Regions from separate parts of the Mus musculus genome. Here all the other regions are linked to region 2. Evidence: chromatin contacts called from ENCODE Hi-C or POLR2A ChIA-PET data. All regions are on one chromosome and are shown on one strand. Each heading gives the region's core, a stretch centred on a gene start or an enhancer-like site at or near the end of the contact. The rest is flanking DNA. Distances are from core to core; before and after follow the strand shown. Region 1 holds the start of Ncl (nucleolin). Region 2 holds the start of Tex44 (testis expressed 44). Region 3 has its middle 21 kb from the start of Ptma.

Evidence for each region. Hi-C counts contacts between places; a loop is a spot of excess contacts on that map. ChIA-PET counts read pairs that join two places held with the same protein, here RNA polymerase II (POLR2A).
Region 1: POLR2A ChIA-PET joins it to region 2 with 12 read pairs in embryonic stem cell. The contact joins the promoter of Ncl here to the promoter of Tex44 in region 2. A Hi-C loop is called at or near these places in 2 of 37 maps with a recorded cell type or tissue (T-helper 17 cell and regulatory T cell). POLR2A ChIA-PET finds 5 or more read pairs at or near these places in 4 of 5 experiments (Patski and embryonic stem cell).
Region 3: POLR2A ChIA-PET joins it to region 2 with 10 read pairs in embryonic stem cell. The contact joins the enhancer-like site here to the promoter of Tex44 in region 2. A Hi-C loop is called at or near these places in 2 of 37 maps with a recorded cell type or tissue (left cerebral cortex and regulatory T cell). POLR2A ChIA-PET finds 5 or more read pairs at or near these places in 4 of 5 experiments (Patski and embryonic stem cell).

The regions. Positions count from the first base shown.
Region 1 is chr1:86,356,412-86,360,796 of GRCm38, forward strand. It overlaps Ncl (nucleolin), which reads right to left and starts at 3,044. Exons shown (of 14, transcript NM_010880.3): 1 at 2,795-3,044; 2 at 1,696-1,812; 3 at 546-1,041; 4 at 145-330; 5 at 1-46. The coding sequence starts at 2,812. It overlaps C130036L24Rik (RIKEN cDNA C130036L24 gene), which reads left to right and starts at 3,173. Exons shown (of 2, transcript NR_015507.3): 1 at 3,173-3,596.
Region 2 is chr1:86,423,649-86,427,939 of GRCm38, forward strand. Tex44 (testis expressed 44) reads left to right here and starts at 2,681. Exons shown (of 1, transcript NM_027966.1): 1 at 2,681-4,291. The coding sequence starts at 2,723.
Region 3 is chr1:86,503,020-86,507,123 of GRCm38, forward strand. No RefSeq gene overlaps it. Among named protein-coding and RNA genes, the nearest start is that of Ptma, 21 kb to the right of the region's middle. Within about 2 kb of position 1,434, at least 3 of the 3 ENCODE cell types and tissues checked have a DNase peak (open chromatin) inside an H3K27ac peak, as active enhancers do; they include left cerebral cortex, where a contact is called at or near this core.

The DNA of each region.
Region 1 (4,385 bases), core at 1,794-4,293, 67 kb before region 2:
TTGGTCATCTCCTTCTTCCGTTTTCCAGGTGCTGCTTTAACAGGTTCTAGATGTTTTAAAATGCCATTCATGAGTAAGCAGACACTTTAGCATAGCCAGTAAGCCTTACTTAGGTCAGCATACTTTAAAAGTTAATATGGTTACCTTCCTCCTCTTCTTCCTCATCATCATCTTCGTCATCCTCTTCCTCATCATCCTCATCCTCGTCATCTTCATCCTCTTCCTCATCATCCTCCTCCTCAGCCACACTCTTGGCTTTCATAGGAACAACTTTTGCAGGAGTTTTCTTTCCTTTGGCTGTTGTGATCTCCATAACTTCTTCCTCAGAGTCTGGAAGAAAGATGGCAAATCAGGCAAATGTATTTGCTACCTACCAATCCAGACAAGATAAATGCTACAAATACTTAAAAAAAACAAAAACTACTTAGCAAATGAAAACCTATTAAGTTATGGAAAGAACTAAGAGCACAAAATGAGTTTTTAATCTAATGAAACAGTGAGGGAATGTACATGCAGTACCCTAAATATCCTAAGATCTAACTCACCATCTTCCTCCTCTTCATCATCATCTTCCTCATCATCTTCATCCTCATCATCTTCCTCATCCTCTGAGGCAGGAGCAGCAGGAGCTGCTTTTGCTGGCTTCACTCCTTTTACTATTGGTGGCTCAAACTCATCCTCTTCCTCATCATCTTCATCCTCATCGCTATCATCTTCATCCTCTTCATCTTCATCCTCATCACTGTCTTCCTTCTTGGCATTCTTACCGTTCTTAGCCCCCTTAGCTGGAGTGGCAGCTCCCTTTTTACCAGGAGTTGGTACCAACGCTTTTGCTTGTGCAGCTCCCTTCTTACCCGGTGTTGGAATGACTTTGGCTGGTGTAATGTTTTTCTTAGCTGGTGTGGCTACTGCCTTTTTGCCTGGGGTCACAGCTGCTTTCTTAGCTGGTGTGGGAACTGCAGCCTTTTTTGTTTGTGAAACAACCACCTTCTTTGCTGGGGTTGTGGTAGCCTTTTTGCCTTTTTTCTGAGGGATGACAACCTTGAAAGCAAACAAATCATAAGCATTCCTTTATACCCAATGCTACATTAAGAGACTAACTTTGAGCACAAGAAAATGGACATTAGATAGGCTTAAAAAAAAAAAAACAAACAACCAAGAACTGGAGAGATGACTCAAAAGTTAAGCACATGTGTTACTCTTGTAACATGTAACATTCACATGTGGCTTTAACTCCAGTTCCAGGGGATCCAAGTACATTCTAGTATGAGGGTACCAAGCATGCTTAATGGGTGCGCGCACACACAAAGATAAACATTAAACCCTGAAATAAGGAGACATGGCTTTCAATACTTTAAAAAAAAAAAAACTGGACTCAGCACCTGAGCTTTTCTAAGAAATCTGATTGAGCATGACCATAACAACGGTCTTGAGACAAGGTTTCACTATGTACTACTCCCTGCTTGCCTGGAACTCAAAATTCTGCCTGTTTCTGTCCCCTGTTTTGCCGACTGTCTTGCAGAAGGAAGGAAGGAAGGAAGGAAGGAAGGAAGGAAGGGAGGGAGGGAGGGAGGGAGGGAGGGAGGGAGGGAGGGAGGAAGGGGCTTGCCATTCAACCATTTACTACATATCCTGTATTTCTAAGACTTCCAGACATTCAATTCCACCGGTTTATTGCTGCAAATAGCTTCTTACCTCCTCTTCTCCACTGCTGTCATCTTCATCTTCTGACATTTCTTCATCTTCACTATCCTCTTCCACCTCCTTTGGAGGAGGAGCCATTTTCTTGGCCTCACCGTGGGTTTTGCCAGCCTACAAACGCACACAAAAATTGCACGCATTTTCAGTCACTTTGCCTTTGGCCACCACCTTTTTCTTACTAAAGGACACAAGCATAAAGACTTCTTCTTGGCCAGGCATGGCATTCTCCTGGCAGTTTTTTCTGCGAACCGCGCATAATTTTTTTTTCCTTCTCACAGATAACTGAGCAGACAGAACTCTACACCAAGAAACAGCCACAGGTTATAAAGTCTCCTAGTCGTGGCCATCTATTTTCTGGCATCTTCCACAAAAAAAAAAAAAAAAAAAAAAAAAAAACCCAGTTAAAGGGATCCCTTTAAGTTATTTGCTGGGGAAGGGGGTATCTCGAAATCACCTCTTAAAGCAGCACCACGTAACCCAACTGCTTCCCACTTTCTCTCGCTTCCAGCCCCACCACGTGGAGTCACCACGCCGCCACCTCAGGGGTCCACCACGTGTCCATCCCGGTCACCGGCAGAGACAGCAGATCGCCGGGCCACCCATCCATCCCCACGCTGCCGTCCCCCTTTCCGGGGTACTACAGACACTCCCCCACTGCCCCGGGTCGCGCGACACGTGCGGGGCTCCGCAGAGCACGTGGCGGGCCGCGCACCAGAGCACGTGCGCGGGGAGGCGGGGCCCCGGGACCGCTCGCCGCCTAAGGTTGGCCCTCTCTTCCCACGCCGTGCCCCTATCCGCTCTCAGCTCCTCCGATCTCTCCTCACACCGTCCCCTCCCGCCCGCTACATCCGAACCCTCGATATCGCCCTCCCGGAAACCTGCCTCCGCTCTTCTCATCCCCCTAAGTCAGAGGGCAAGCACCGCGAGACCTCCCGCTAGTCGCGCGAGACTTTCCCCCCCAGCATGGCGCCCTCGAACGCGCCCGGGATTGCGCGCAAGCCCTCCTCCCCTCCGCGACGGACGGGCGGGCGCGCGCGCGTCCCTCCGAAAGCAGGGGCCTAGTCGTCCGCGTCGGCGCGCCAAGGCCTCTTACCTTTGCGAGCTTCACCATGGTGGCGGATTACGGCGGCGGCGCGTGTGGAGAGCGAGCAGCTCGGAAGAGCTCAGCGGAAGCCACACGAAAGCGACTGCAGTAGCGGGTACCGACGACTCTGGAGCACGTACAACCGCCTGCCAGCTACAGCTAGCGTCTGAGGCAAAAGACTGAGCCTGCCCAGTAATCGCCTCTGGAAAGGCGACGAAGGGGGTCCTCGTGACTTCGGCTCCACCAACCAGAGCTCGCGTCCGTCCCCGGAGCCAACCGCGAGCCTTAACGCGGGGCAGCGTGAGGCGGGCCTAAGGCTTGACGAGGGCGGGGCTCTTAGGGGCGGGGCCTGACGTCTGCTCCTGAGGGCGGGACTCGTTTGGGCCCAGGCGGACGTTGACTGGTCAGTGTGCGGGTCCTTTGAATGCTCCTGAGCGCCGGGCTCTCCCCACGCCTGCGCAGTGGGACGGGCGAGTTTGGCGCGGCTTGTGTGTGAGGCGCGGGTAGGTGGCGGCGTGGCCCGGATTCCCTCAGGTGTTCCGAGGCAGCATGGGCGGCGATGCTCAGGTGGTCTGGGCGTTTCTCGGTGCTTTCCCCCGCGCCGCGTGGTCCTGCTGAAGAACGCCGGAAGGCCTAGGGTTCCCTCGGGCTGATGAGCGGGCCTCGGCCTGTTCTCCGCGGAGTCGCGAACGGCTTCTTGGCTATGATGCGAGTCCCCGCTTTCCTGAGAGCTCCTAATAAAAGCAGTTGTGCGTGTGTGTGTGTACGAGCAGTGCACAAGCGATCCATGTAATGTCGGTGACCTCTCGCGGTAGGTATAACTCCAGGTTCAGAGAGGTGACTTCCTGGTGTGGTGGGGAGAAGTACTCGGCCCGCCTGTGACCACGCTCACAGGTTCCCTCCATGGCGGGGGGAACGAGAGAGTTGTCTGGCGTTGCTTTAAATGGATTGCAACCAACTGGTTCCAAGCATAGCACACAGGCGCCCTTCATCAGCTAACAACATCCACTAGAAATGACCTGTGGAGTTTTCGTCCGGAGTTGAGATAGGACTTTATTCTTTACTGTCCTAGAGCACACATGTAGACCATGTTAGCCTCGACCTGTATCGGCACGCCTGGCCCGACCTAGGAGATGTTATTTTATGAGACAGGTTTTCTCTGTGTATTCCTGGCTGCCCTGGGACTCACGCTGTAGTCCAGGCTGGCCTTGAACTCAGAGATCCCCCTGCCTCCCTAGTGCTGTGATTAAAGTCATATGCCATCATACCTGACTTCAACCTCGGGAGATTTTAATGCGAGTGGGATGTGTTGAGTCCCCAAGTTTTTTTATCTGAACTCGGGCCTTTGGAGATAAGTAGAAATAGTCACTGTGTGATGCTTACTTACTACGGCCTTCCCAACGCGGTGGAGGGCAGCCACAGCTACACACCAGTGCGCTCTTGTCAGGGCAGGAGATGGCGAACCCGAGTTGTGGTGTGGGGGCATTGTCTTTATAGCGAGACCGGTCACACCTTGTACTGTATATTATGGAACCAAGGGAGACTCTTGGGTAGAGAGGTAGGAAGGGTGGTGTGAGGAAGACTCTAGATATTTCCAAGC
Region 2 (4,291 bases), core at 1,431-3,930:
GAGTCCCTGGAGCTTGTGGCTACAGCTCCAGGGTCAGGGAGAGACCCTGCCTCAGATCCTCCTATAGCCTCTGTGTGTACAAAGAAGTGTGTACTCACTGTTACACACCCCTGTGTGCAACACATCATATCACACACACACACACACACACACACACACACACACATCTCGTTGAAGAGTTTTTTATACAGTTCCACTCAGTTCCCATGATGTGGGGCCTATCTCAGGAAATTAGGTGGAGGGAGCTGAGGAAAGCCGAGGGTCCAGGGAGGGTAAAGAGGGGGACACTGGAGGACAGGACACTCGACAGAAACAACTCAAGGGTAAGCTTGTTCTGGCTGGTGCTTTAGAGACATGTCGCCTGTGTATCATGACAGGTGGCATGGTGACAGTTGCTCACATCACAGCAAACAGGAAGGAGAGAGCATGGCTGGAACCCAGGGTAAGCATGACCTACAAAGACCCTGTGCCAGGGACCTAGTTCTGCCAGCCAAGCCCCACTTCCTTCAGGCTCCACAGACTTCAGAACGACCCTACAAGCTGAGGACTGGGTGCTCAAATACGTAGGCCTGTAAGGAACAGCCCCAATTTAAGCCATCACTTCAGAGAAGGAGCCAGGGACAGGGGACCAGGAGAGGCAGAATGGGAGACAACACAGGAAGGATAGAGGGGGAAGCCTGTGTTCTGTGATGGAACTACTACAGTGTGACCCAGAGCTGCCATTAGGTTGCATCTACAGGCATGGTAAGTCAGTTACCATACTGGCCAGCATCCCTCCACCACAGACCATTGATTATCTTTTGTTGTTTTTAAAGAAAATTTCTTACTATGTAGTCTTGGCTGTCCCGGAGCTTGTTATGTAGACCAGGCTGGCCTCAAACTCACAGAGCCACCTGCCTCTGTCTCAGGAGTGCTGGGATTAAAAGCTTGCACCACCACCACCTGGCCCAAGAGTATAATTGCATTTCTTCTCTCTCTCTTTCTCTCTCTCTCTCTCTCTCCCTCTCTCTCTCTCTCTCTCTCCCTCCCTCCATCCCTCCCCTCTCCCCTCCTTCCCCCCTCCCCAAAACTGAGTTCTCCATGCTAATGAGGTACCTAGAGGCCTGGAGGACTTAGCCAATAAGCTTCCCTTCCCAGACATTCCTCCCTGCAAAAGGTATTTAACCTCAGGTCCACCCGGAGAAGTGGATACAGTACACATCCATTTTCCACCATGAACAGCCAATAAACTGTTTAGAACTGTGGACTGTCTCTTTCAACAAGAGCCACAGTGGGGAGCCATGGGGAAGGCATTCAACTACAGAGCCGCAGCTTAATTCTCCCATAGAAGGTCTCTCTGTGCTCTCAGCCACAACTGCCACCAAGCCTGCCTCCACCAAGCTAAGGACAATATCACCCCCTGGGACAAGCCGGAGCTCCTCCCCCTTCCCCTCCCCCCACCCCAGGCTAGACACTGTCCCCAGCCCACAGCCCGACTCTGTTTTCTGCTCTGCTGAAACTCCCAGCGGATGTCTAAGAGTCTGAGAACCCCACGGCCCAGGCCTCGTTGCAGGCCCAGGGACCCCTGAACCAACTCCAGCTTTTTCCCACCCGGGAGGTGTCTCAGCCCCGGCAGCAGTCACAGTGGCGGTGGCATGGAATAAAGGCAGTCAAACTCCCAGCGTTCCGCTTCCCCAAGAGGCTGTGCCTAGCAGTGGGGCAGTCATGGACCCACAGCCTTGCCCCTAGGAGAGAAGATATAAACATAGACCCAGTTCTCCCTAGGGATGCTGGGGTCCCTAGGGGCATCATCAGATGGTTGCATCTCCTCTTATCCCCAGGAGCAGGAACTACACCTAACCTGGCAACTAGGGTGAGCACAAACACACAAATAGAACCATCCACTCCAATGCTGGGGATGGAACCAGAGCATGCTGGGCAAGTGCGCTACACTCAGCCAAACCCAGTCCCCGGCTACCTTCTTCATACAGTGGGGTTATCTGGGGACCAAGCTCTTCTTAGGATTGCCCTGGAGTCTGTACCCATTAGTGGTGCCCTGCCCTCCCAGCCCAGATGAGCAGGTAGATTGTCCTGTGTCAAAAGGTTAACTCTAGCACTAAGGATAGCCAGCCTAGATGCCGCCCAGGCCCTGGCCTCCACTATTCCTCCTCATTGCTAGAAAAATTACCAAAGAAAGACCGGCCTGAAAGAAAGAAATTGGGGTCCTGAAGTAGCCCAATAGAATAGAGAGATGGTGGGAGGGATAACCTGGTATAACAAATGTCTGTAATCCTAGCTCTTGAGAGGCTAAGACAGGAAGATCAGAGTGGGAGACCAGCCTCAACTACATAACAAGAGCACTGATCCCCTGTCCCCAAAATAAGTTTAAAACCTACTAATTCAAACTCAGCATTACCTTCCTGTATCATGCCCCAAAGTACAGTTCCCGAAACCACTCACAGCCCTGCGGCTGCATCTGCACCTACCTACGTATCTCCATCTTAAACCAAGACAGTTATTCTTCATTTCCTCTGTACCCACTACTCTGGCTATGCAACACCACCTATAGTCAGCTCGCCAGGACAGCCACTCAGCAGACTCAGGACATTCAGGACCCTTGCTCTACAAGTACCTGTGACATCATCAGCTGCCCACAACCTGCTGTGACCTCACCACCTGGACAACTGAGCCTAGCAGGGCCAAGCCACTCCTTCCCAACCACCATAAGTAGCAGGGGGCATAGATGACCGCTGAGCCCTTGGAAGACCCTGAAGCCAGCAGCAGTTCTACACATGATCTTCCCGAGGCCTCCTCGGACAACACAGCTGATGAAAACTCTGCAGATTTACCCGGAGAGTCCGAAGGACCAGACTCCCTGCCCGATGACGTCCCACCAGGAGACATCGACGAAGTGCTAGCTGAACATGATGTAGATCAAACCTCTGAGGCGAAAGCCATCACCACAGAGCAAAATGAAGAGCAGGACTTCATTCGGACTGATACCTTCATGAGACAAGATGAGGACCTGCTCTCCAAGCAGATTTCCACCATCACGGAGAAAAATGTAGACCAGGCGTACATGCAGATTAACACAGTTTTTGAGCAGGATAAAGACCAGGCCTCCATACAGACTGCCACCTTGATGGGACAAGATGAAGACCAGGCATTTTTGCAGATTGTCACTTCTGTGGGACAGAATAAAGATCAGGCCTCCATACAGACTGCCACCTTGATGGGACAGGATGAAGACCAGGCATCTTTGCAGATTGCCACTTCTGTGGGACAGAATAAAGATCAGCCCTCCATGCAGATGGACACCTCCATAGGGCAAGATGTAGAGCCAGCCATCTCCACAGATACAGCAACTTCTGCAGTCAAAGATGAGAGCCCAGATATTCCACATCAGGGCCAGGACAATCCTGAAGAGACCACATCTTTGCTGCCCCAAGACCCAGGTATCCTGCAAGTGTTTGTGGGTTTCCAGAACCCAGTGTGGGACAGGCTAGCTGAAAACAACCGTACAAGTCGGAGCCGGACGGTTTCCCCGAGTGACTCCCAGACCCAGGAAAAGACACTGGGAAACCCGAATGTTCCAGAAGGGCAGCCAGTATTAGTTCCAAATGCTGACGTGCTATCTAACCTGCCTGAACATGTCCAGACTTCGGTGGGAGCTGCTGACCCACCCCCTTCCGATACCAGTGGTCGCGACCCAGAACCCACGCCTACCACCAACTCGGCCAAGCAGGAAGCTGAAGGGTTCAAGGCCTTGAACCCTGGGAGCAAAGCTAGATCGCCAGGGCTGACCAGTGAGGATTCAGCTGCTGACTCAGGTATCCCACCGGATCCACCTGACCCAGGCTCCCCAGGTGGCAGCCCACCCCACTCTCCAGATTTCTACCAGGTGGCCCTGGGCAGGAACCTTCTGGACCCCAATCTGTATAGACCTGATGTGGAGAACGACTACATGCGCTCCATGACCAGCCTGCTGGGTTGTGGAGAGGGCTCCATCAGCTCCCTCACAGACATCCTGGTGTGGTCAGACACAGCCACACGCATGGGTGTGGCTGTGGGCATTCTGGCCTCGGGCTGCAGCTCTCCAGCTGACCGGCTACAAGACGAGGGTCCCCGCCTGCGGACTGTCGCCAGCCTCTTGCGCAGCGCCAGGTCAGCTTTCTCCTCTGGGGTGATGTCTGGAACTGGCTCAGCCCTGCACTCTGTCACGCACCTGCTGGAGTCTGTGGAGAGACGGACTATGGAAGGCATCCGTTCAGCTATGCGCTACCTGGCCCATCATCTCACCTCACGCTGGGCC
Region 3 (4,104 bases), core at 184-2,683, 78 kb after region 2:
ACACACACCCACTATAGAGACCATGTTTAGAGGACAATTTCTGAGTTCTCTAACTTCATTATATGAGTGAGTCCTGGGGATCTAACTCACCAATTTGAGTCTCCCTGGCCTTCTCTTTCTTCAAGGAGTTTTGGTATAAAGTTCCTCCCCGACCGACCTCCACCCCTGCACCATCAGGCCCTTGGTGGCCAGCTGTGGAGAAACTGCCTGCCTCTAGTGGATTATGATCCCTGTACAAGAGGACTCTAGAGGACTGGTCACCAAGCCTGCAAGGTACCCTGACCTGAGTCCAGTTTTAGGTTCCTACCGGGAAGGGGGGGATGGTGTACGGGGAGAAGAGGGGAACCAGCAAGACCGGGCCCTGGGGCTCTTGAAGGATGGGGGTGGAATGGGACGTGCCTGGGCAGACGAAGTGGGGACAAAGAGGGCCCCAGCACACCTGGCGGCCTGCAGCCCGCGCCCGCCAACCCAGATTCAAAGTGGAGTAGAGGCTGTGATTGGTGGCCGGGCCCAGAGCCCCACCCCTCTCACCTCTTAAGCATCTGGGAAAGGGGAACCTTGTTGAGAAAGGCCCCTCCTCATGTTCTTAACCACTCTGCGGTGGCCTGGCTAGTAAAGGAACCTGGTTCGCTCTCCCTCGTGCCTCAAGCCTGGCTGGGGTTCTGGGGGTAGAGCTCCATCACTACTCTCGGACTTACAGGGCCATCCAGTCAGACTTCCCTGACTTGACTTTCAGACTATGGCCTCCTCCACTTCCTTGTCTTACCCTGGCCCCCACTCTTTGAGTGATCCCTGTTCTCTGGCCCTTCTCCCAGTACAGCCACCACCCTCGGGACAGCTTCCCGGGATCCGGTCTCTTCACGCGTGCACCCTGTCACTACAGTGGCCGTCGAGCTTCTCCAGGAGGCGGTGTCTGGAACTCGCTACACGGTCCTGACACCCCCTTCCTGCAGCAGGGAGGAGGGCGGGTAGTTTGGTACATAGCTCTCCGGGTACCGCAGGGATGCAAGCCCAACGCCTGTGTAGGCGCCCTCGCGGGTGCAGATGGCCGCCTACGGAGCAGGTCCGCACAGGGGGGCCCGGGGGCGGGGGAGTTGCTAGGAGCTCAGATTTCGGCTTCGAGGGGCGGGGCTGGTGCCGAGGCCGCAACCAATCCCGTCTCGGCCCGGACTCCCCACCAGCCGCCAATCACCGTTCGGCCAACCTTCTGCCCGCCGTGTCCTTTGTTCCCGCTGGCCCGGTGGCAGCCGCGGGTCTCCGGCCGTAGGACTTCCGCCCGCGCGGACCAGGCCATGTGCCGCGTAGCTGGGCCCGCTAGGGGGCCTCCTGGTCTCGCCGTCAGGTGGCCTGTTCGTGTCCTTGCACACAGTCTCATCTGCCCTGAGTGGTTCCGGAGGGTCCGGACAAAGCGTTTTGGAAGGCGGGCTTTAGTTTGGGGCGGGGAGGTAGGGTGGCGGCGGCACGGAGGAGCACGGGACCTGGGCAGAGGTCCAGCTCTGGCTCCACCTTTCCTTCCTCGCCCTCAGCTGCGCTGCCTATGCTGGCGGGGTTTTCCCATGCACAGCTCTCATATCCATCCGCCTGCGAACTCCTGGCCGTCTTTGGTGTGCATCCTGTGACGTTCCTGGAAGTCGCAGGTGCCTCTCGCAGGTCCTCTTTTGTCAGAGAGTCTAGGATATCCTTAACTGTGACCCACTCGGTTACCTTGACCTGGGGATCACAGATCAAGGCAGGGCCAACCCACCGTGGAGTCTCAGGCTTTCCAAACTTCAACAGCATCTCTAACACGGCACTGGCGGCCTTGGTTCCTCCTGAGACTTGGTTCCTCTCTCTCTGACTAAATTGGAGCCACCGTTTTCTTATCTGCAAAATGGGGTCGATTACAGTGTTGTCACCTTTATTGCTTTTTTTGGTTTTGAAGACAGGGTTTCTGTGTATAGCCCTGGCTGTCCTGGAACTCGCTCTGTAGACCAGGCTGGCCACGAACCCCACCTGCCTCTGCCTCTGGGTGCTGGGATTAAAGGTGTGCACTGTTTGCCTCCACACATCTTTTGACCAGGCGGACTCCTGTCCTCTGCTGAACAGCTCGTGTTCCTCCGGCTCCAAAACCTGGGCGTTGACAACGGGCTCTCTGCCATATAGCTCTGCCTGCCTTTCCTGTAGACGGGTAGAATTACTTTTGTTGAAGCCTTTACTAGGGGTCTAAGGGAGCAGCAGGTCATCTCCACGTGTCCCCTTACAAAGATGTGGGGCATTGAGCACAGTCAGGACAACAGACCCGGCGGCAGTTTGGCTCTGCAAACATGCTCTGCAAACAGGCATAAGGGCGAGTGATACATGCTTCTTGCCTATAGCCGCCTTTTTGACTTTGCTTTGGTTCCTTGCCCTCCCTGGTTCCTATGGTGTCCCAGATGGATTAATATCACCAAATTGAAGGAAAACTTAGGACCAAGAACAACAGGAGCTGCCTCCCTCCCTCTCAAGGATTCCCCAGGGCTCTAGCTTCTAAGTCATCTTGGGGGGTGGAATTGGAGGAGCCAGTTGGGAAGCATTGCAGGGAGGAGCAGGGAGGGCAGAGAGATTGACAAAAGAGGCCAGCTGCTGTTTGTACACAAGCCCTAAGTTGATAATGAGTGAAGGGGTGGGGGAAGGGACAGGGTGATGGCTTGGCTGGGGCCTCTGCCAGCTCAAGAGGCTGTCCAGAGTATGACTGGCCCACTGCTGGCCCTCCCGCTCTGGCCAGTGCATAAATCTGCCCACAACACAGTGCTAGAAGCCTGGGGCTGGGTGGTGGGTAATGAGTATCTGTAGCCAGAGTGCTGAGACCTGAAATCAACCACCAAGAGGAAGGAAGGAGGAGGACCCAGCACAGGGTCCTTAAAGAGCTTGAGTGGGCCTGGTGGTGGTGGCTCACGCCTTTAATCCCAGCACTTGGGAGGCAGAGGCAGATGGATTTCTGAGTTCAAGGCCAGCCTGGTCTACAAAGTGAGTTCCAGGACAGCCAGGGCTATAACAGAAAAACCCTGTCTTGAAAAACCAAAAAAAAAAAAAAAAGAGAGAGAGAGAGAGAGAGAGATCGAGAGAGAGAGAGAGAGAGAGAGAGAGAGAGAGCTTGAGTGGGCAAAATGGCTATCCTTGGACAGAGAGGCTGGACACTCCTAGGGGAGAGCCCAGGAAGGGTCTTCTGTCAGAGCCTCCTCTGGAGCAAAGGGGGCAGAACTGGAGTTAGGGAGGCCAGGAGATTCCTGCTTCTACCCAAGCTGACAGGAATGCCAGGCAGGCCCCATGGTGACCACTGGTAAGGGCATAGATCAACAAACAAAGGAGGGCTAGAGGGACCTGGGGAATGAGGAATAATAGGAATGGCACTGCCACTGGCTACATGCACATGAGTAATCCTGGAAGGGACTGTCTTGTATCCCTACTCGGTGCCAGTGTTCACTGACCTTTAGGGTCACCGGTAAAGATCTGCCTCATGGCCATGTGGGCTGGAGGGCACAGCAGCCAAGCTGAGCGTACGCGGGCATGTGCTCCTACAGGCAGCCCTTGTACACAAGTGTGTGCATTCCAGCCAGCCATCACATGTGCTGGCTTGGCAAAGCCCCCTGGAGCTGGGAGCCACTGGTGCCAGGAGGAGCTAGCTGGCAGCTCCCTACAAGCCCCCTACCACTACTTTCTGTTCCCTTGGATGCTGAAACTTTGAGCCAGCAACCATTCCAGGAGAGAGGCAGCCCAGAGCAGGGCTGCAATGGCATATAGGACTGGGTGGGGTGGGGTGGGTGCTTAGGCTTCTGTCCTCATTCCTAAGAAGCCAGAGCAGAGCTTTATAGGGAGGACACCCCACTGGGAGGAAAAGGGAATCCTGGAGGGCAGAGCAGAGCCCAGAGGTGGGGGTTGGGGGAAGTTGGGCAAAGACTGGGAAGGCCAGGAGAGATGTGAGGAATTCAGTGAGGGAATTAAGGCCTACAGCCAGGAGACAGAGGGAAGGAGATGCAACTCAGTTGGTAGAGTACTTGCCTAGCATGCACAAAGCCCTGGGCTGGATTCCAGCTCCACATACACTATCTTTGGTGGTCCATGTCTGTAATCCCAGTATCAAGAGGC